Regions from separate parts of the Mus musculus genome. Here region 1 is linked to region 2. A link is a loop called in an ENCODE intact Hi-C map of the cell type or tissue named here. Cell type or tissue: gastrocnemius. All regions are shown on one strand. Each heading gives the region's core, and the rest is flanking DNA. Links, peaks and the distances in the headings are about the cores only.

What was found. Hi-C counts contacts between places; a loop is a spot of excess contacts. Peaks named below come from ENCODE experiments on the same cell type or tissue, not always from the same donor. Only the 100,000 strongest peaks of a DNase experiment are listed, where the experiment ranks them.
Region 1: a loop joins it to region 2, with 4 times the contacts of the local background. A loop is called at or near these places in 7 of 42 quality-filtered maps.

Annotation. Positions count from the first base shown.
Region 1 is chr2:52,320,508-52,331,476 of GRCm38, forward strand. Neb (nebulin) reads right to left here. Exons shown (of 157, transcript NM_010889.1): 4 at 10,302-10,343; 5 at 8,211-8,411; 6 at 6,429-6,536; 7 at 6,163-6,267; 8 at 5,190-5,294; 9 at 4,456-4,560. Among named protein-coding and RNA genes, the nearest start is that of Neb, 13 kb to the right of the region's middle. In gastrocnemius, for the core only: no CTCF peak of the experiment used is centred there; no DNase peak of the experiment used is centred there; H3K4me3 peaks cover 7,923 bases; H3K27ac peaks cover 6,046 bases.
Region 2 is chr2:52,401,591-52,412,559 of GRCm38, forward strand. It overlaps Arl5a (ADP-ribosylation factor-like 5A), which reads right to left. Exons shown (of 6, transcript NM_182994.2): 4 at 10,472-10,555; 5 at 3,316-3,467; 6 at 1-842. The coding sequence ends at 794. Among named protein-coding and RNA genes, the nearest start is that of Arl5a, 18 kb to the right of the region's middle. In gastrocnemius, for the core only: a CTCF peak has its summit at 5,100 (motif pointing left); no DNase peak of the experiment used is centred there.

The DNA.
Region 1 (10,969 bases), core at 2,009-10,008, 80 kb before region 2:
CAGTCCTCAGGGGCCTCCTGAGCTTTCTACCATCCCCTCTCCTGCCATTTGTACATGGCTCCTCCATCAACTGTCCCTGCTATGTCTCACAGCTTCTGCCTCTCACTCCTTACTACCTCCTTCCTTTCAGCCTGTTAAAGCTTCTATTGTCTTTAAAAAAAAAGCAAAACAAAACAAAGAAGTCTGGTACATATAAATCACAGACTCCCTTCATCTCATCTCTCCTCTCTGCCTGCCTTCCTGAATCTTCTAACTAGTGGGAGTGGTCAGGGACTGACTCCAGCAGAAACTGGACTGGAAGTCATCTTCCCACTCTTCTATCACACAATACCTTCACTTCAACATGACAATATTCTTATTTATGTTAGAAAATAAACTGGCTCATTCCAAGACCACAATTATCTTATACCTGGTCTAAATGTCTCTTAATAGTATCAACTTACAGGAGCCTGATATAGCTGTCTCCTGAGAGGCTTTGCCAGTGCCTGACAAATACAGAAGTGGATGCTCACAGCCATCTATTGGATGGAGAACAGGGTCCCCAGTGAAGGAGCTTGAGAAAGAACCCAGGGAGCTGAAGGGGTTTGCAGTCCCATAGGAGGAACAATATGAACTAACCAGCATCCCCAGAGCTCTCTGGGACTAAACCACCAACCATAGAAAACACATGGTGGGACTCATGGCTGCATATGCAGCAGAGGATGGCCTTGCTGGTCATCAATGGGGGTGAGAGGCCCTTGGTCCTGTGAAGGTTCTGTGCTCCAGTATAGGGGAATGCCAGGAAGGCAGGAATGGGTGGGTTAGTGAGAAGGGGGAGCGGGAGGGGATAGGAGGTTTCAGAGGGGAAACCAGGAAAGGGGATAACATTTGAAATGTAAGTTAAGAAAAATATCTAAAATAAATAAATAAATAGTATTAACTTAGTACAGTTAACTGAGATATAAAAGACTTATCTTTAAAAAAAAAAAAGTAGATGATAGGTATACATCCCCCTGCTTAATTTAAGTACATAAAAACTTTATTTTAGGTAAAGGGAAAGTGGAATTTTCCATGACTTCTAAGTCCTTAGGGAGAGTAGCATTCAAACAGGAGAGATGCTTATCAAGTGTGACAACTCGTCAAAAAGTTCCTCAGAGGGCTGGTGAGATGGCTCAGTGATTAAGAACACTTCCGAAGATCCCAAGTTCACCGAGTTCAAATCCCAGCAACCACATGGTGGCTCACAACCATCCGTAAGAAATCTGATGCCCTCTTCTGGGGTGTCCTAAGACAGCTACAGTGTACTTACATATAATAAATAAATCTTTAAAAAAAAAAGTTCCTGAGAAATCAGATCACCAAATCTCTTTTTTTCAGAAACAATGCTCAGAGTTCTGGCTGGTTAGAATTCTGTGCTCCAGATCAGTTTAAAGACATTCTTAATCCAAACATGGTAAGTAGTATTTAATAAGATGCATAAATAAGGTAGAGAGAGAACAAGAGTGACTAATATAAGGCCCCGGCTTGAAGGCTACGTGCCCACATGGGAATATGTTCTGTAGACAACAGCTCTGAGCTAGAGACTGTAAAGCTCATGTTGCTAACAATAGTATTAATAGCCATACTAGTAATATGATACTTGGTGCATACTTGGTCAGCAATAAAAATAAAGCTGTCTCCTAACTGCAGAGTCAGAGTGGACATTTTTAGTTCATTCTTGTAAGTTCTTTTTTGTTTTCATTTTTGCGATATCTCAAAGGCACAGCCAACTTTAAGTGGTATGGAAACATTTCTTAGTCATTGTTTTGTGGAAAAGAGAGGTGTGCAGACCGGGTCTTCTTGGACAACTCTCCCTGTGCCTACATGACATGGCATTTTCAGACTCCCCTTCAGCCTCTCTGTCCCCTCGTCTTGTGCTGGCTCCTTTCTAGGTGTCCTGCAGTTGAGTGTTCTCCAGGACTCTGTCCTTGACTTATTTTGCTGCTTCCCTCCTAAGGTTCTTGTCTTCAGCTATCACATTTACCCTGATGACTTTTAAACATTAAGTTCTTATCCTGATCTCATGTCTATGAGGATTTCATAGCCTCAACATCTACTTTATCCATAGAATGCCTCGATCCAAACACTTTCCCTGTCGTTTTATGTCTGTTTCTTTCTCCATAATACATATGTCTAAGTACATGTGTTATGTGGTAATAACTTTCCCATGGCTTCGTTCTCTCCTTTGTCTCCAATATCTACTGTCATTAACACTTAATATTTATTATCTTATGGTTCCTTTCTTTCCCTTTGCTACATCTGCACTGCCAAATTAGAGTTCTATGAATAGTCACAAGTTTGAGTTTTCTTTTGGTCTATCACGAGTTTCTTCAGACTCTTCTTTCATTGGCCTCTTGTCGTCACTTGCACCTCATGTTGACTTATTGCCCAGACTTGTACACCAGTTTGATTCCTAAGGTCCTGCTCTAGCAATTTAATAAGAACCCTACAAATGAGGCACCCACTTTTATCGTTCTCTAACATCCGAGACTCATGTGGCCCTTTCCCGTTGATTAAGTGGTTCCTGAGCCTGAAATGTCTTTCTTCATCATCACCCAGATTTCCATCATTTCTTCTGTGTGACCTTTCTCATAGCAACGAGCAGACATTTCTGGTCTTTTTATTTTTATTTGACATATAATACTTTTATCCTGCCAGTATGATATTTTAAAGGAAAAGGATGAACTTTCTTGTTCTGCTATAAATTCATATACAATAAACTTTCAATACATAGCTATTTATTACTTGATAAGGACCTGTATTATGAACAAGGCTTGGCTTGGACTTAAGAGCATTTATCTCATGTCCTCTGAGATTCCTTGTCCAGGGACAGGCTAGCCCTTGACACTGTGACAAGAAAACAGGACATCAAACAGCTTCCTTCTGAACAGGCAGACGGTAATCCATTTCCAACCACTGTTACTGTTACCTACGGCACGGTATGAAATGCCTGCAGTGGGGACAGGGAGCCAGGAGCTCATTCAGAGAGAAGACGTTCTGCCTGTCACTCTCCATTGGGAACCCAGCATAATTGCTTCAGGTTTCCCCAGTCATTCCTGCTCTGTGTTGTAAGCACCCAAGTTGATGTTCTGCTATCCACTTGCTATTGGCTATTTGTTCATTTACCTTTCTTTTTTTTTTTTTTTTTTTTTTTTTTTTTTTTTTTTTTTTGCTATACAATCCATTCACTCACTTGAATTAAAAACCATAGATACCATTATAAGTTTTTCATCAGCCAGAATATGACCTCATCACAAAATTGTGAATTTGTGAGATACAAACCCAAAATTTTTATCCTAAAAGAGAAGCAGGAAGTGCATATATTTTAAAATGGGTACAGTGTGTTAGGTGGCTTCAAAGTTCCATTTTGATCTCTTTCCTAACCTGCCCTATGGAAGTATACATTGATATGAGTTGAATTTTAATCAAAAGTTGGGTCAAAACAAATCCATTAAAATTTGCAGGTCAAAGCAAAGAAAGGCAGCAAACATTAGACCTCGGAGTTAAAGACATCATAAAATGGCGATGTTGATTCATCCGGGATCCTAGCATTAACTGGAAGTAAATCTTGTGTAAGTCTCACTGCTTTGTTAAGTCTACATTGAGTTCCTCTGGATGACAACTGAATACCAGGTAACAGGCCATTTCATAAGATAGTTCTCTGCCAAAGCCTGGATCTTTTGTAAGTCTAGAAGACTTCCAGTAAACCCAAGAAGGAAAACAAAACAAAGCAAAAACCTCAAAACAAGGGTATGGGACTCTGCCATGGTTGGTTCCAGGGCTGAAGATTTTAAGGTCTTTTAAAGTTCCTCTAGTACACTGTTTTCAAGACCTAGGACATAAAATCCTGGCAAGTGGCCTGCTGATTTTTTTTTTTTTTACTAACTCTGAAAATAGCCCCTACACAAAGCATTTCCAGGCTCTCTCTCTCAGTGGGATAAACTGTGCAAGCAGGTTTCAAGCATCCCCAGGCAGTAGAGAGAAACATCCCATTCAGGCGATGGCGGATGGTAGGACAGAGATAAATGCTCTGAAGTGACCATGTTCCCTTAGTACATTTTCAAAGGGAGGGATGTGACTCCAATGGCTGTTTTTAAAAAATGCCACTCCTCAATCACCACAGAATAGCTTTGGCCGAGCCAAGGGAGAAAATGATATATGGTTTGGTGGGAAGAACATTATTAGTCTTGGGGTCTAAGTCTAGACTCTGCCACTACTGGTATGAGCTTAGGTTCCTCACATGAAGGAAGAAGGGGTTGGGTTAAATTATATCTAATATAAAGTATAAATTATTGCTGAGATAAATACACATAATATATTTTGACTGTAGATATAGTCCTCTGTAATAATGACTTTGGATCTTTCCTAAGGACTGAAAGACGTGGCCCAGGCTTTCCCGACCCCACATTCAGATGGTACCCAGTGTATTTCACTTACATCACTCAGTGCTTTCTGGGCCTGGGCTACCCTTCTCAGCTCCGGACTGTCATTATAGGGATAAAACAATGCCTTGTCTGCTTCCCAGTCTTCAGTGTACAGTTTCTAATCAGAGAAGAGCAAGAAGTGGTGAGAAAACAAGCAATACATGAAATATACCATTTGAACTGCATCGATGACATGAGGCACCAAGAGCAAGGTGAGAGCCGAGGTCAGGAAAAGTCACAGACAACCTCCCTCCTCCATTGGTCCACGTTATTTATTTTTGTTAGTAGCTTGTCCTACCTCTAAAAAGTCGTACTTTTAGATGCTGTCTACTATCTATGACTTTACCTGCCTCCTGCCTAAGGAACAGGGAAGTTCTATCATAAAACAAACTGCTAATTAGGGTGACAGCCAGGGATATCCAAAGAAAAACTGACAATCTAAACAAACAAAGAAACAAACCAACCACTGCTTGGTCAACTCCCTAATCAGTTCCCTGGTGCGTCTTGATTCTCTCCATGTTATGTTCCCACCCACACGTTGTTCAGGTTCTCCAGGGACTTTCAGCCACCCTGCCCAAGCATGATCCTCAACAGGGTCTGAGGGTCCTCCTGGTCAAGCCATAGTCCCACACAAGCCCTGAGGCTACTTGCAGAAACACAGAGAAGCTGTGCTCCAAGTTGTCAAAAGTTCAGCAGCTATGGCTTGAAGTGTGCAATGGGACATTAGACAGAGCTAGCCCTCCTCACCTTACTGAACATGGCTGTGTTCTTGACGGCTTGGACAAGTTCAGGGGCATCAGGGGGAAGCAGGTACTTATCCTTGGTGTCTTCCCAGTTCTGCTTGTATAAAACCTAGAGAGAGAACAGATGGACAACGATGGCTTGACAGAGCAGTGAAGTTGGCTGCACACAACTAGGAAAGTGTTGACCATGCTAACATCCTAGTATTCCTTCTCAGCATCAGTAAATTTTTGCTAAACAACAACAACAACAACAACACCTTCTGATTCTGATTTTCAATTTCTTTCAAAGATTGTGATAAGCTAATTAATACAGCTTTCTTTTGACTTACATGATAGTCTAGAACCCTTTAATTAGCTGCCCACATTTGAGCTTGGAAATTTCTCATAAAACTTTTGCTTTCTAAACCCCTTTAAAAACAAACAAGATGGCCTGATTTTGTTTTAAAGGGAAATGGAGGAGTGGATCTGGGCTGGGGATTGGGAGAAGTGGAGAGAGAGGAGATTGTAGTCAGGATGTAATATATGAGAGAATAATTTTTAAAATTAATTAATTAATGAAAAAGGAATACTCACAAAAGAATAATGAAAAAGAGAAAGAAAATTTCTGATTTTCAATGGCAACAACTGATAACTTACAAATCTATTTCAAAGTTTAAACAGCAAATAAGATCTTGGCTTTTATCTTGCAGTAAATAAATAAATAAACAAACAAATAGACAAGATATCAGGACTGTACTTTTGCAGCATCCTGCCCCCTCCCCCAACAGAGTAGCAAATGCCTTTTCAGGCAAGTCAAGAAATCTTCAATCCATCCCCAGCAAGCTACAGGCCACTTCAGTCCTCTGTGAAGCCTGCTATTCCATGTAAACATCCCGCTCACATAATCTGTGAGCAGGATTATGGCACTCAATCCACACAGAAATGGACCCTACGCATGCTGTTGACTATCCCAGGGCCACTCATCAACATGACCTTACCTTGCTGACTTGCTGCGACACTTTCTTAGCATGTTCAATGTCTTTTGCTTTTTCATCCACATGACAGATAGTTTTAGCAACATCTCCATCCATTCGATACTTAACCTGCAGAAACAACACATGACTGAACTTCACAACCAGCATGGACATACATCTAAGGCTCTTATAAGCCAAAGACTGTATGCTTGCATCACAAAGCAAAGAAGCCTGAATTTTAGCTAGGAAGATCCACAGAGAACCTCCTTTACTTGAGGAATGAAGCCCACCTCACTGAGTTGATCCTGGACTTTCTTGATTCTGCGAAGTTCTGGAGTATCACTTGTGATGGCGTATGGCTGTCCCTTTGCTTTCTCATAGTTCTCTTTGTATTTATTCTGAAAAGAATACTAGATATTAGCCTGGAACGGGACCAGACAGCAGCAGAAAGTTCAGGCAGCACACACATCCTCATCTGATTTTTTAAAAAAATCCTTTAAGGAATAACAATTATCAGTTGCAACAGCTTTCATTCTGTCCCATACCCTCTCAGCAAAAACTAAAATAGATTTGTAAATTGTTCCTCCAAAACAGGATAGGATCCTGGAGTGTTGTTACAGACAATTGTCTTGGATATGCTCGAAAATAATTCTCTTGATTTTTTTTTTTAGGTTGCACACATATACAAAAGCCTGAATATAGATTATTCAAGAAAATGACTTGGGCCTGAAAAGACTTAATTGCTGATACAACGCAGACAGACTTTAGAAGCTGCAGCTGAACCGCAGTGGTTACAAAGCCATGGTGCCAGCTGAATTAATGGGAAGCCCAAATTATGGACTATTTTATAATGATATGCAAAGTTATTATTTCTGCTAGCTATTCAGTGAATCCTTGCTTTAGTAATAATATGCATCGTTTATAACTATCAAGGCCCTCAAAGAATATTCTTGAATAGTCAACAATTTAAATTACACTGACTATTTAGACATCAGCCACTGGCAGTCTGTGGTGTGGGTGTGTGTGTGTGGGGGGGTGCCAGCACTCCACTCAGAATATCAGAAATTCCAGGTTCCTAAAGTCCAAATTAGTGAGATTATATGGCAATAAATTAATGAGATAATTTTGTCTTTATTGAACACTGTAGAGAGAAGGAAGCAAGAAGGTCTTGTTTAGAATCCTTCAAAGATCCAAATTAGAAATTTACTTCATAATCTCCAGGAATTAATACAACCAAAATCGAATCTTTAGAGGCCAGTCACACATGGAAACTTTAGGTCTTGGTTTTGGTCCCACATAACATGATGTCCCCCTGAACAGCACATCTCTCCAAGCATCTAGACCACATAGAATCAAGCTCCCTAGAGAGATCTTAGCCTGACATGGAAATCAACAAATCAGATCTACTGAAATAGGTGTATCTCTGTCCTGGCAGGCACTGCCCATTACAGGACTGTGGTGGGACTGTAAGAAGCAGAGAACATTGACTCTTCAATCATCCTCATTCCAGGGTACATGTGAGGACACCTGGCAGCTTTGAAGACTCCTTTTGTACCAGATTGAGCCTCAGACATTAAGCAGGAATGCTCTGAGCACCAGTAGTTTTAAATCTTGTAGGCAAACTGGTTGTGCAGCTCTGCAGAAACCTCATGGTCCTGGGTTACCCTTAAATGCTCTGATCCTCACTTTCAAATGAGTTCAGTCTCATCTTGGTTTTCTGAATCACAAGTCCTTCTTGAAAACCATTTTATAATCATCCATGCCATTGGATACCCTACAAGGCTCTTGTACTCAGTTTATCTGTACAACTCAGCTTCTATGAACAGACTTCCAGTAAATAAGTAAAGAAATAAAATATTCGTGTTTCTGTTGCTCTGGATTGGCTATGCAACACGTGTTTTATAGTTAACTCCTGTGTCATCTTGTGGTAACAACAAGGGTTCATCCTGATGTTGCAGTGGCTTGGGTGAGCTACTCAACAATCCAGAGTCACCCATAAAAGGCACATTTCTACAAAACTGATCAGTAACTTCTCAGTCATACAACTGCATAGGAGGTGGTGCTTAACTTACTGAGCTGAAAAGATCCTGCATTTTCTGACTGTGTTGAATGTAGGGGGTCATGAACTTGGACGAGTCCACCTTCTTTCGGATGACCTTCTTCCGCTCCACCGGCTTTGCTGGTTGTGGCTGTGCCAGCGCTGGTGTGGCAGTTTCTGATTGGCCATAGTCCGATGTCCTTGTCGTTGTGGTCTCATAGACTTCTGTAATTGTCTGAAAATAAAACACGTGGCTATGAAGTAAAAACTAACACAGTGACCTTGGTGTATAATGTTCTAATTTCAGTCATTCTGACATCCCCGGTGCTCCTTTTCCATATACAAAACAAGCCAAAGCAGGAAAATGCGTATTATATTCATACATCCATATGAAGACACGTACCATGTATAGCCTAGATATTGACTAAGACATCACCTGTAACCTGTATTTTCAGAGATCTCATTAAATATCTTGAGGGAGTATTTTAAAAAAAATTAGAGAGTCTTAATCATGTCTTCTTAAGTGAGGGCTGAGGCTGTCGCTCAATGGTAGAGCCCTTGCTTAGCATGTACAAGATCCTATGTTCCACCTCCAGCATCGTCAACATAAAACAAAATAATAAGAATCGTTTCAAGTGGTTTAGATCAAGAAAAAGCAAAGGAGACCTGGAAATGAAAGGCTATTAAAAATAAAGCTTAAATTCTTGATCTTAACGTTTAAGTGGCTAAGAAAGACCAGTTGCAATTCCTATAGGCATTTCATCATTCTGTATATCATGGGGAAAACCCAAAACCTTACAAAATGAATCACATCAGGATTTGTATTATTCTCTCGACTTAGTTCATGAATCTGAACTAGACCGCCATTTCTGCCGGGGACCAGAACAATGGTGGCGACATAATGAACAAGTATCCTCTCAACAGTCTTAGCTAAGCAGTAGCTGGGAAGCCATTGTTTCTTACAGCAGGCTGTGACGGAAACGCTAAGATTCAAAGTTGGAATGTAGTTCAAGGTTAGGAGTAAGGGACGCAGGGGAAGACGGTGAGCCACAGAGGCTTCAAAGACCTGTGGAAGATCATGTCCTTCAAGACAAAGATCTCCAGTCCAAAGCAGAATTCTAGCACCAGCAAGAGGAAGAGAAATCTGATAAGGCGACTGTAAATCTGACAAGTCCCACTGTTAATTGGTTAAACTCTGCCTATTATTACTCAAGCATGCCTGGGCATGAGGAACCAATCAAACTTCCAAGGTCACGGGCTCTTGGCATAAGTGTCACAGTTTGCTGCTTTGATTAGTATGTGCCATGCTCAAGGAGAAACAACTCCATGCAGAAAGTAAAGTACGAGGCAGGGGGATTTCCAACTTGGGATTGTTGACAAGAAAATAAAAGCCTTTTCTTGGAATTCTCAGGAGCACCATCCCTGGTGGCAGAGACTTTACCCTGCAAGTTACAACTTTACGTAGTGAAACTGTGAGTCTGTGCCAATCACAAGTCCTAGGCATCCCTCGTGTGACAGTGTAGGAGAAAAGGGAGTCACTGGCATGGCCTTCATTCAAACGTATCTACGCACAAGTAAACCATGCCACATGCAGTAGGGAACCCTTTCTAGCCATCTGAGCTTAGCAGAGTATAAAAACATGTGAATTAGCCTATCAAATGTGGAGTGTGGACTTTTATTTTCTTTTATTTTTTTCAACTTTTGGGAATTGGTTTATTCCTTCTATCATTTGGCTCTCCAAGATTGAGGCCAGGTCATCAGGCTTGGCAGCAGGAACCTTTTTTTTTTTAATTTTTTTATTAGATATTTTCTTCATTTACATTTCACATACTATCCTGAAGGTCCCCTATATCCTCCCCCGCCCCCAATCATACTCCCCTACCCACCCACTCCCACTTCTTGGCCCTGGCATTCCCCTGTACTGGGGCATATAAAGTTAGCAATACCAAAGGGGCCTCTCTTTCCACTGATGGCTGACTAGGCCATCTTCTGCAGTACCAACTTCTGAGCACGGGAGAGTGAGCACCCTAAAGAGACTCCCTTTCGCCATCTTTCTGTCTCTGAGGGAAGAAAGAAGCTCTTCTCTAATGAGAATCGGTTCATGCAAGTGTGTGCTGAGTCTTACCTCTCCTGGCACCTCTTCGTAAACTGTCTCCTCTGTGTAGTACTGTAAACAGAGCACAAGAGTGTCTATGAGACAAGTAGAACAGCCAGCAGCCAGCCCTCCCCTGCTGCCACTGAACCTGTGAGGTTGCTCCCTGGCTGACTGGATGTGGAATATCTGCAGGGAGGAAGGAGGTAACGTCCTGTTCCTATTCTGGGATCTATTTTCACTTAGGAAGTTTGAGTAAAGCTAAAAATGCACACATCAGATCTAGCAAGAAGTTGCACACCGTCCAGCAAGATGAGGGGTCTGAGGTGCCTCTTAGTCACTGGAAGCTATTTTCCTGGGGCAAGAAACACTTGCCCCTTAGAATTTCTGTCCCAGTCTGCTTCCTGTTGCCGTGAGAAAACGCCACCACTAAAAGCAATTTAGGACAGAAAGGATTTACTTGGCTTACACGTCACATGACAGTTCCATCCAGGGAAGTCGGGGCAGGAACTCAATCCGGAGCAGAGGCAGGAGCCATGGAAGAACAACACTGCTTATTGGTTGCTCTCACTGATGCCCCCCAGACTGCTTGCTTTTACAAGTGAGGACCACCTGCCCAGGAATGGCCCTGTCCACAGTGGGCTAGGTCCTTCCACGGCAATCATTAATCAAAAATGCCCCACAGGCTTGCGTACTGACCA
Region 2 (10,969 bases), core at 1,225-9,224:
CAGAAGGAAAGTCTGACCATTGCTTATCGTGTAATTCTACCCAGGCACACCAGGCCAGGAGTCTGGCAGACGCTCTACCCACTTGCGTTATATATTTCCACCTGAATTACTGAGCAACAAAAACAGGTATACAATGCCAGGCTTTCTCCTGTTTCATTTTTAAGGAGCAGCTTAACAATTGTTGGTTGGGGTTGGCTTGTTAGGACAACATAGAGAACAGAGGGTAAACTAAACAATGACACTTAACACCAAAGGTGGTACTCAGTTAGATCAGGAGAACAACAAGTTACCATTAACCTGTGTTATTTGCTTTGCTTTAGAGCACAAATCAAAGCCATTAACCTGAACTTGAGGTATATACACAATACATATTCAACTTGAAGCAAAATACTTTCCATAATATTACATTTTTAAAAACTGGAAACAGTATCTGTGCTGATTTGTATTTGATTCAATGTGAAGGGAACATTCAACTTGGGGCAGGGTGGGAGAGTCACGCTGAAACAAAGTTCTAAAGTTCAAATGTCTTCCTCTCCCTTTGTACTCGCCAAGCTCTGCCATGTCCTGAGAGGATTCATCATGAGAAAATACCAGTCACAGGCTTGGAAGGAATGAGAGCGCAAACGGGTGGTGACATTTCATCTTTGTTTTCAAATAAGTGGTCTTAATTTTCTTCTTATAGAAAACTCTTAAGTCAGTTTATTATAAATATATCTAAACCATTTTTTTGCAGCTTTCAGGAAAAGTCCAGCACTTTCTTTATACAGAGTCTGTGAGGAGGGGTCAGAAGAGATCATCTGATCTTCAGCCGTGACATCATCCATTCAAGTCCTTGGCATAACCTAAGAAGACGACAGAAATCATGTGATTCTATTAGGGACTAAAAAGTCACAGACTATCCACTGTAGGCACAGTCTTCAATAACCCAAAGGATAAAATAGGAGAGAAGGAGAGATCCCTGCAGGCACCGGAGAGCCAAAGGCTTTTGGTTCAGTTTTACCTTAAAGCTTAGATCAGTGCCTAACACACGCAGGGCACTCACATGACTAATGCCCAGAGAAAGCAAGTTTTTGTATGGCTATTCATCACAGCATCTTTAACAGGAAAAAGTGAAACCTGAATGTCTAGAATCAGCAAAACCCAACATATTTTAGAACATTCACATATATTTACCTTCCCTTTCAAAAATTACCTTTGACATAAAAATGCACATGACATGAAGTAAAAATAATGGGATATTATAATATACCTACTATATTAATAATCTAAACATATTAGAGTTCTTAACACAAAGTATACATATATTACAACTGTATTAAAAATATTTAAGGCAGTATATATTATTATTATTACTTTCTATTAGCTAGCAAGTACTGAACTAATTTGAAATATAGAAAAGGATTATCCTTGGAACAAGAGAAACCAAATGCCTAACAAGAGAGAAACAGTTATCAGTGATGTTACAATAAGCCCCAAGCCCTTCTGAATATTACTGTCTATGATGAACATGTAGATATAAAAGCCTGCCACAGTGACTGTTTAAAGTTCACTTTTTTATTATTTACGAGTATGTGTGTCTATATGAACACATGTGTGCAGGTGCCCACAGAAGCAAAAAAGGAATGCAGAAAACAACGCAAAAAAAAAAAAAATGACTTCCAACTGTTAAATGTACAGAAGTCGACCACTAATAAACCACAAACTGCACTAAGCAATTATTCTTATCTTTGCAATAGTCAGGTCACAACCCTTCCCATATACACAAGAAATCCAGGCCTAGCAAGTTCAGCAAACAGCAGGAGAGGGGTCAAGAGAGGCCTCTTGACATCACAGCCACAGTCTTCAACCCATGAATCACAGTGCTTGCCAAAGGAAAACCAAAGTTTTGGTCTAGTTCAGGGATTTGATGCGAATGGTTCATAGTCACTTAGACTTGGTTTTCAAAGGGAGAACATTTCTGTCACAGAACCTAATTCATCCTTTGGTTCTCTTTCCCACACTGATGAAAATATCAAGAACTTCCGCCCTGAACTCAAGACTCTCAAGTTTCTTTCCACTGCTTCTGAATAGATAGTCATACCTCTGAAAAGTAGAAAAAAAAATTACTCTTCCTTTGAGCTTTACACCCTATTTCCAACTTCCTCTATTTCATCTTTCTTTTCCTGCTGAAATCAAGAGTTTATAGCTGGGCTGAAGAGATGGCTCAGAAGTTAAGAACTTTCACTAATCTTTTGAGGACCCAGGTTTGGTTCCCAGTATCCACACAATAGCTTACAACTGCCTATACTGTAACTCAAGTTCTGGTGTGTGTGTGTATGTGTGTGTGTGTGTGTGTGTGTATGTGTGTATGTGTGTGTGTGTGTTTGTGTGCTGGTGTCCAACATCCTCTTCTGATCTCTGTGGATTCCTGCATGAACATGGCACACATACACACATTCAGGCATAAACACATAATGTAAGTAATTGTTAAAAAGGACTTTATAGCTGCTATCCTAAAATATATTTCTTCTTTAACTACCACTGACTTCTGTGCACTTTCCCAATACACAAACTGAGCTCACTCATTCACTGTTACATTTAACAGTACTTTTTCCATCTTTGTGGCCCTTGACCAGCCATTTGACTAAGTTCGCCTCTACTTCTTTCTTAACTACTTTCAGCTCTGGGCAAAAGACCTAGTGACATCATACTGTCTTACCCTTGACTGCAGAAGCAAGGACTCTCATGTCATGCATGGTCCACTTTTACTTCTAATCCCCATGGGGAGGGATGGGGATTCAACCCATTGTCCGGAGCACAGAAGTAGGCACACTATTCTTCGCTATTTATTTTTGGACAGCATAATTTCCATTTGACAACACTGTTGGCTATCTGCTAGTTTTACACATAAATCCTTTTATTTTAGCTTTGCTGTGCGTAAAGTGTGGACTAGTCTGTGGAGCTGCTGTGAGGACTAAGACAGACACGGCATGGAAAGGACGCTAGGGAGGACATCTTGACAAGCTTTGTTTAGTTCCTAAGTCAGTAGCTAATAGCACTTGCTGTTCTTGCAGAGGACCTAGATTCAACTCCCAGCACCAAAATGGTGGCTCAGAATTGCCTGTAACTCCAGTCTTAGCAGAGCTAGAGCCTCCTGGATTGGCCTCTGTGGGCACAGCATGTATGTGGCTAGACATTTACTCAGATAACATACGTATACACATAGAATATTTTTCAAAAGGTAACAAGTATTATCTGGCCTTTCCAGATCTGTTATACTCTCATTTCTCTAAGCTTCTACAGCAACTGTATGGTACTAATGAGACAACATCTTACCCCTCGCCAGTAAGAGCGCAACATGCTTGAATATGCCACTGGTGGTCTTTTATAGAAGTAAGCTTCAAAAACTGGGAGATTTCTGCTACTGTCATGCATTCTTTAACATCTTGTTTATTAGCAAAAATCAGCAACCCAGCTTTTCTTAGGTCCTGTAAAAACAAATAAAACTTTGAAGGTTAGTACACGTCCCCACAGATTTTTCAACTTGGCTAGCTATTTTTTGTAATTTTAATAAACTAGACTATCTTTTAATTAAAATTGTTTTATTTTCACAGGTAGTACAATGTAAACAGTCTACATCATCTCGAGTTTCACAGACTGACAGAAATAAACACTGACTATATTTTAAATAAATCCTTGTATGGGCTTACATTCTTCTCAGTTGTGTAAGTGCGTGAGGGGTTGTAGTCTATGCACTGCATGTACAGATATGTGTGGAGGCAGGAGGTCAGCACTGAATCTCTCCCTGACCACGGAGCCCACTGATTTCTCTGATGTGGCTGCCCACTGCGCCCAGGAACCCTGCCCCCCTGCCCGGCACTGAATGACAGGTGTATGCTCTGTGCGCTTTTGTACATGGGTGTGTGCTGGGATCAGCCTCATTTACATGCTTGAGCAGAAAACACTTTGTCAGCTGAGCTATCTGCAAGACCCTCAGCACCAACTGTTTAGTCTTAAATGATATGCTTTATGGTTCTAAGAGCTTATACCTCATCATATTTTCAAGTAAAATTATCTACTATACCAATTAAAGCACAAAGAGCAAAAACTTCAATAGCTACTGAGCCATCCTTGACTACTGTACCAAAACCGTGACCTCAGTTACGCTTCCACATCACATTTCAGCTTGAGTACTATTAGCTACTGTGTGCTGGAAGACATATAAGTCGTCGATGGTTTTTGAGGTCACGCTACGCAGCACAGGCTGAACTTGAACTCTGGAGTGCTCGAATGTCAAGTGTACACTATCACTCACAGCTTACAATACTCCAGTTAGAGGGCTATCTACTCTCTGGACAATTTGGGACAGTCTTATCTCAACATTTTGCCAGTGGTTTTTCTGTATGCATTATCCCTTTTCCTCCAATCTCCTAAGCAAACCATTCATAACCAGGATTTCATAAGAGAATGAAATTCTTCAGAAAATGACCATACTGCAAGTTTCCAACTATATGTGCAGTTGGTATCCTCTCAACACACAAGAAAGAAATGAATCTATGACATCCCACATTGGGCTAAATTCTCAGTTTGGAAACACTCTGTGTGTGTACATATGTGTGTATGTACACTCCTGCATGATACAGTCACATACTGGGCCAAGGAGCCACAAAGAATGAAACTGAATTCATGAATTAAAACTCCCATAAAATTCTGTCCTTACCCAGAGAGACCCTGGAAAAATGTAACTACACAGAGATGCTGAATGCTTTGTTTCTTCTTCTAGAACTAGTTAGTTTTTTGAGACAGGGTCTAACAATTTAGCTTTGGGTGTCCTACAACTTGCTACACAAACTACACTGGCATCAGACTTAGAGATCCCTCTGCCTCTGTTTCCTGTGCTGGGATTATAGGCCTATACCCATTTTAAAGGACCATTTCAGCATTAATACTTTGTTAATGTGCTTAAAGACACTATATGCAGTGGACACAAAATGATGCTGTTCCACATAGATTACTCTTATACATCAGGGCCTTGATTCTTTCTGGTTAAGAATATAAGCTTCCATTTGGTTAGTGTTTTGCAGTGTTTTACGCACAATCAAGAATGACTTAGAGTGCCCTCTGCAGGATCATGTAAGAATAGACAAGAACACAGGTAGATGGGTAACAGTTTTAAGACTTCATAATCAATTAGTTTCAGACATAGTTTGGCCTGAAAAAAAAAAATCTAAAACTTAAATGAAAATTGAAGAGCTAGATCATGAATTGAACAAACACAGGAATTATTTAAGATTGTGTTGTCTTAAATGAAAATGGACTATTATTGAAAGGTGGTATGTGGCTGAGTTAGTAAGTGGATAGACTTTCCATGGGATTTAATTTCTATCTTAACATCTAGAGGTTTCAATATCTCTAGTAGAATAGGTTGAACTCTTTTATACAAGTCAGATTTGCTAATGATGGCACATTCAAAATACAAAATTCTGATGTAAGTATTTGGCTTAAGTTAGGAATATACACTGTACCATTTGTAAATAATTTAAACCTATCATTTGTAGTAATAAAATACAGAAAAGCCCCTAAACTGGGACTATAAAAATCAACTGTTGCTAACAGTCTCATATTAGAGAGATGGCTCTGAAGGTCAAGCATCTGCTGTGTTAGCATGCATGAATATCAGAATTCCGAACTCCAGAACTCAGTAAAAGCAATGGACATGTGGCTTGCCTCTAATCGTAGTGTGTGCAGGAGGTGGAGATGAGGACTCCCGAGAGAAAGTTGCAAAGCCAGGCATGCCAAAACAGAGCTCCAAGTTCAGCTAGTGACTGCCTCCATATATGGTAGAGGTGAATCTATGAAGACACCCAACATCAACGATGGGCCTCCATAGCACGTGAACACACAGGCAGACCACACCAAACACAACAATAAAAATAAATAAATAGAAAGGGTCTTTAAACTAAAACTGTAATTTTTTTTTCTAGGTCTCAAAACCCACACTTTCTTTGGGGTTCTTTGTAAAAATCTCATAGATCTCAGACTGGCATTAATGAAGTTCTTAATTATTGAAAATAATAATAGCAACAACAACAACAAACAGCAACCCTAAAATGGTATTTTACCTGAATAGAGAATCTGCTTGTTATTATATAACCTCAAGACCAAACACAATATTATGACAGTAACAGAAAGCATATTGGATTAAAGGCTATTTATTAAATTAAATTTGTAAGCTATGAAAATTTAATGTAAACAATGGTAACCTTTGGTTCACAAGCTAATTTAAATGTTCTCTACTATACAAATTACACATATAAAAAATGTAAAATATCCAGGTCTGGTAGTACAGGCCCATAATCTCACAACTGCCTGGGAAGCTGAAACACGCTGACTACACCTATATGGCCAGTCTGAGCCGCTTAATGAAACCCCAGCAAAAATACACACGATTTTTAAAGCTGGGGAGATAGCTCATCGGCAGAGTGCTTGACAGGAATGTGGGATGTCCTGTGTCCAATGGCTAGCACAGAGAAAGAAAAGTGTCTGATGTATCTGTCAGTGTAGTCAGGCAAACAGCAGCAAACGTAGACATCTGCTTATCTGCCGTAAGCCAATACTGTCTCTTCGTTCATAAAGCTTCACTTGTGAAGACAACTTCTACAACTTGAGTCATTCTGAAGAAAATTTTTGATTTTGATGTCTGAAACCATTTTAAAGTTAAGTATATTCAAAGTTTAATATTTCTTTTAAGATGAAGTCTTGAGAAGGGTTTTTTAAAAATTGTAGTTTCATGTTTGGAACACACTAAAGAGTAATTATCAATGCTGGTTGATTAAGACCGTGCTGCTTCCAGGCAGTTGTGGTAGGCAGCACTTGGGAGGTACAGGAAGAAGATCTCCAAGGCAGAGGTAGTTTGTTCTCTGAGGTCAAGGCCAGCCTGGGATACACAGAGAAACCCTGTGCTGTGTATTGCTTTATGGTAGCTCTGAAGCACCTGTGCCTAACTGCATTTTTCACTCAGTGCCTCTCTCCAGTGCTCTCCCTGCTTGCCGACTCTGCTCCAACCAACCAGGCAGCTTGCTGTGGGTCCCAGAACCATCATTAAGGCTTTTTTTCAGCTCTCTTCTTGGTTTCCTTTCACTTTCCAGCCAGCCTTGTACTTTATTTTTCTCCTTTTTATCTTCTCCTGGCAATGAGTATAAGTACAATGCTTGTACATATAATAAAAGGTTATATGCAACTCCTGTCTCTTTAAAAAGTGGTTAGTCACATAAACTTTCTAGGTCTTGGTGTAACAGATAAAGGAATGGGAAGCAGCCAGTTTAGGGTCCCCAAGCAGAAAGTAACTTCAAACACTGAGCTGCCAATTATTAGTGAGCAATCAAACAGTGAGGTTTCCTGCTAAAGTTAACATATATATGGTGCTAGAGAATTAGCTTAATTACATTTGGATCCTCAGGCAGCAGGAAGAGAAAGTAATACTGGGCCTGGCATTAGTATTTAAAACCAAAGCCTATCCCCAGTGAGACACTTTCTCCAGCAAGGCCACACCATCTAATGGTGTCACTCCCTATAAGCCTGGGGTGGAGTGGGGCCATTCAAATCACAATCACTAAAAGAAAAATGTACACTTAATTTACAAACCCCACTTTTTATTAGGTTCCCTAACCTTTTAATAGTTTATCTGAAACAATAAAATCTGTAAAGCAATACCTAAAAGAAATCACTGAATCAATAGTAACATACAACTTTATGATAAGTATCCCAGTTTTCTTAGGCTTTACCAAATTCTACTGAAATAAGAAGTATACTCTATATATCTATTGAGTGGCAATTTCCTTCCAAGTGAATACTGTATCCTGGAAGGAGACCTTAAGTTTCAAGAAAACAACAACAACAACAACAACAACAACAACAACTCCCAAGTCACAGGAAGCTCCTGAAACTTACAAGGCACAACAAAGCTTCCTCTCCAAAGTTATATGACAGTTAAGGGCTACTGGGGAGAAGAGACTCTGGATCATCAGAACAGTTTGAAAGTTGCAAACAGCTTAGCAAGAATGCTGTTTTCATGAGGAAGTCAATCAGCATAGTATGGGCTTTGGGGTCAATTGCCTTCATGTCAGCTGTGTAATCCCTTACCCATACTCCTGTAAGTAAGTCAATAAATTCATTGTGCAAACTTTGGTACAATAGTTGGTACCCTACTGTTGCTAAGCCCTATGGTGGGACATGATCTTTGAGGTTAGAGAGGTTTCAGTGAATATAAATGAAGGAGATTGGCATGTAGACTAGGTTTGTAAAATGGTAAATAAGTCAAGAGGGAATGAGAGAAGGCCAAAGCTGGTCTCTAGGCTACTTTAAGACAAATGTGGTAATATTTCTGTAGGGCTCGAATTCCCAGAAAAACAACAGAAGCCAAATGTTGTGCTATTAAGCTTCTAGAAGGAAAAAACAAACAAACAAACAAACAAAAACAAACAAACAAAAAAAGCCCAGCAGATTATAGAAGACTTAAATGATAAAAGGACCAAGTGATAAGCTTGCCGTGGGATAGTCAATTATAGATAGCTCCAGTGTATATATGAAAAAGCATACTGGGAGTGGAGACTGCCCAGCCTGGGATCTTTTCATTTGGCTGATATAAAAGCAAAGGCACAACAATGGCCTAGAATATGTCAGAACCAAGAAGCTGACTCCAGTGCTAGACATAGCAGGCAAGTATGGCTCTGCTCCCAAACTGGGCATGAGTCAAGTTGAGCAGTGCAGGCCAGTCTAGTTAAGACAGTTGGTATTAAAAGAAATACGGAGGAGCCTTGAAGTAGCACAATAACACAGGGCAAGAACGTAGGATAGCTCATGGTAAATGTTATGGAACAAATGTTTCCCATTCAGATATGCTGTTCACAACACTGCTGTTATAACAACAAAACTGGCAGGTATGGTGAGATCTTTTGTGCTGTACTGCATCTGTTAATGTTTCTTTTTTAGTATCCCTTAGGTCTTTAAACTATATGACAAAGCTCAATTCCCACTGATGTTCTCTACTTCTTAAATCTGGGTGCCATGTGATCAGCCAGCCTCCTGTTCCTGCCTGCTGCTGTGTTTTTCTCACCATGACTGACTATATCCTTCTGGAATTATATGCTGAAACAAATCTATTCTGTCTTAAGTTGCTTTTGTCAGAGTAATTTTATTACACGAACAGGAAAAGAAACCAGGACACTATGTGAGTTGGGTAGGCACTTCTAAGTTGTTGGCAAAAATGCCACTATTAGAGGTAAGCAACCTCTCAATGACTTGTCAGCTAGGGAGAGCCTGAAGGTCACAAACTATAAAGGTATGCCACTGCTCTTTGTTGCATGCCACAACTGGTAGAGTCCATACTGCTGAAGACAATGCATGCTTTGGCTACAGGCTATGGAGTATCAGGCATTGCTAATCCCTTCCTAGTGGATGGTTTTCATAGAAGGTACCTTGTGGGCTATTAGGGGAAGAACTGTCATCAGCAATCTATGGATCCTATGGACTACAGTTCTATCATGCAAAAAAAAAAAAGAAAAGAAAAAAAAAGTGTGACTACTGGTACAACAGTGGCATGACTTTTATGGGTACAGCCTGGTTTTTACAACTGAATTTAAGGACTAGTCTATAGGACATAACTCACTAGTGCTATAAACCAGACAAAAGCGCCGATGGCAAAGGCGGCCACAAGCCTCAGAAAGGAGGCCAATGCTACAGTTTTCTTAAATGAATGCAATATGCTTGTCAAATTGCTTGCCTTTTAAATGCTTCTCATATTCCTAGATTACAGTTTTCTGTCATCCTCAATAAGCTTTGGGGGAAATTTCTTTTGCCACAGGGAATGTACTGTAAAGACCAAAGCCTCTAGCTGTGTGTGGTGGTCCATAATGCAGGTACTTGGAGGCAGAGGCAAATGGATCTCTGTGAGTTTGAGTCCAGCCAAGCAAACACTCTACCAGTATGCATATACACACTTATTTAAATTTTGAATACTGTGACTAGTAGTATTTTGAAGGACTTATAATTAATTATAAGCCAGTCATATAATTTCATTTGGTAAAAGGGATTTTAAAAAATGATGGAAAAAAAACCCCTATGAGCAAGTAGGTTTAAATATTAGTCTGATGACAAAAACACTCAAGAACTATTATATGCACAGGTACTTATGATGTGCCTGTCAAATGATAATCCTCTGTATGAATTATCTGCCCAAAATGTAAAAAGAGAGCTACCTGGCAGAAATTCTTTTGCCCAATGAAATCTCTAAATAGATTTTAAAGCTAAATACTAGTCTATGATTATCTGTACAATCTTTCTCCTGTTTCCAGACACACTTCAACTTTGGGAAACATGAAAATCCCAAAATATGAATCACAAGCAGGTATCACCAACAGATAATTTTTTACATTGAAATACTACTCCTTGTGAGAAACTCTAAGAGGTGATAAGATGCCCATCTCAGACTTACCTCGTGGGCTAGCATCTTGTAGAGCTCTTCTCTAGTTACCGAAATTCTTTCTCTGTCTGTGCTGTCCACAACAACTATTACAAACTAAAATAATTACCAAAAAAAAAAAAAATTCATTAGTGACTTACAGAATTTAGTATCTGAAAATTCATAAGTTACTTATGTATTTAATTATATGACACTATTATTAAGACATAAAATCTACTGTATATTGGGAACCAGAAATGCTTATCATACTTTCTATAAAGCTTAAGGACCTGACTCATTTCTAATTCAAATACATTTACTAATTTTTAAGAAAAAACAAAAGAAAAGAGTATTATGCTAAAACTCTAACCAAAATAGAACATTTTCTTCTTTTCAAAACTACTGAATTAATACTAAATCCCTGTATTTACACCATAACAATTTCAAACAAAAACCAACAAAACGAAAAAAACCCCAAACACTTAAAATTCTAAGTTTAAGTTGCTTCCAAACAATTACTACTAATATGAA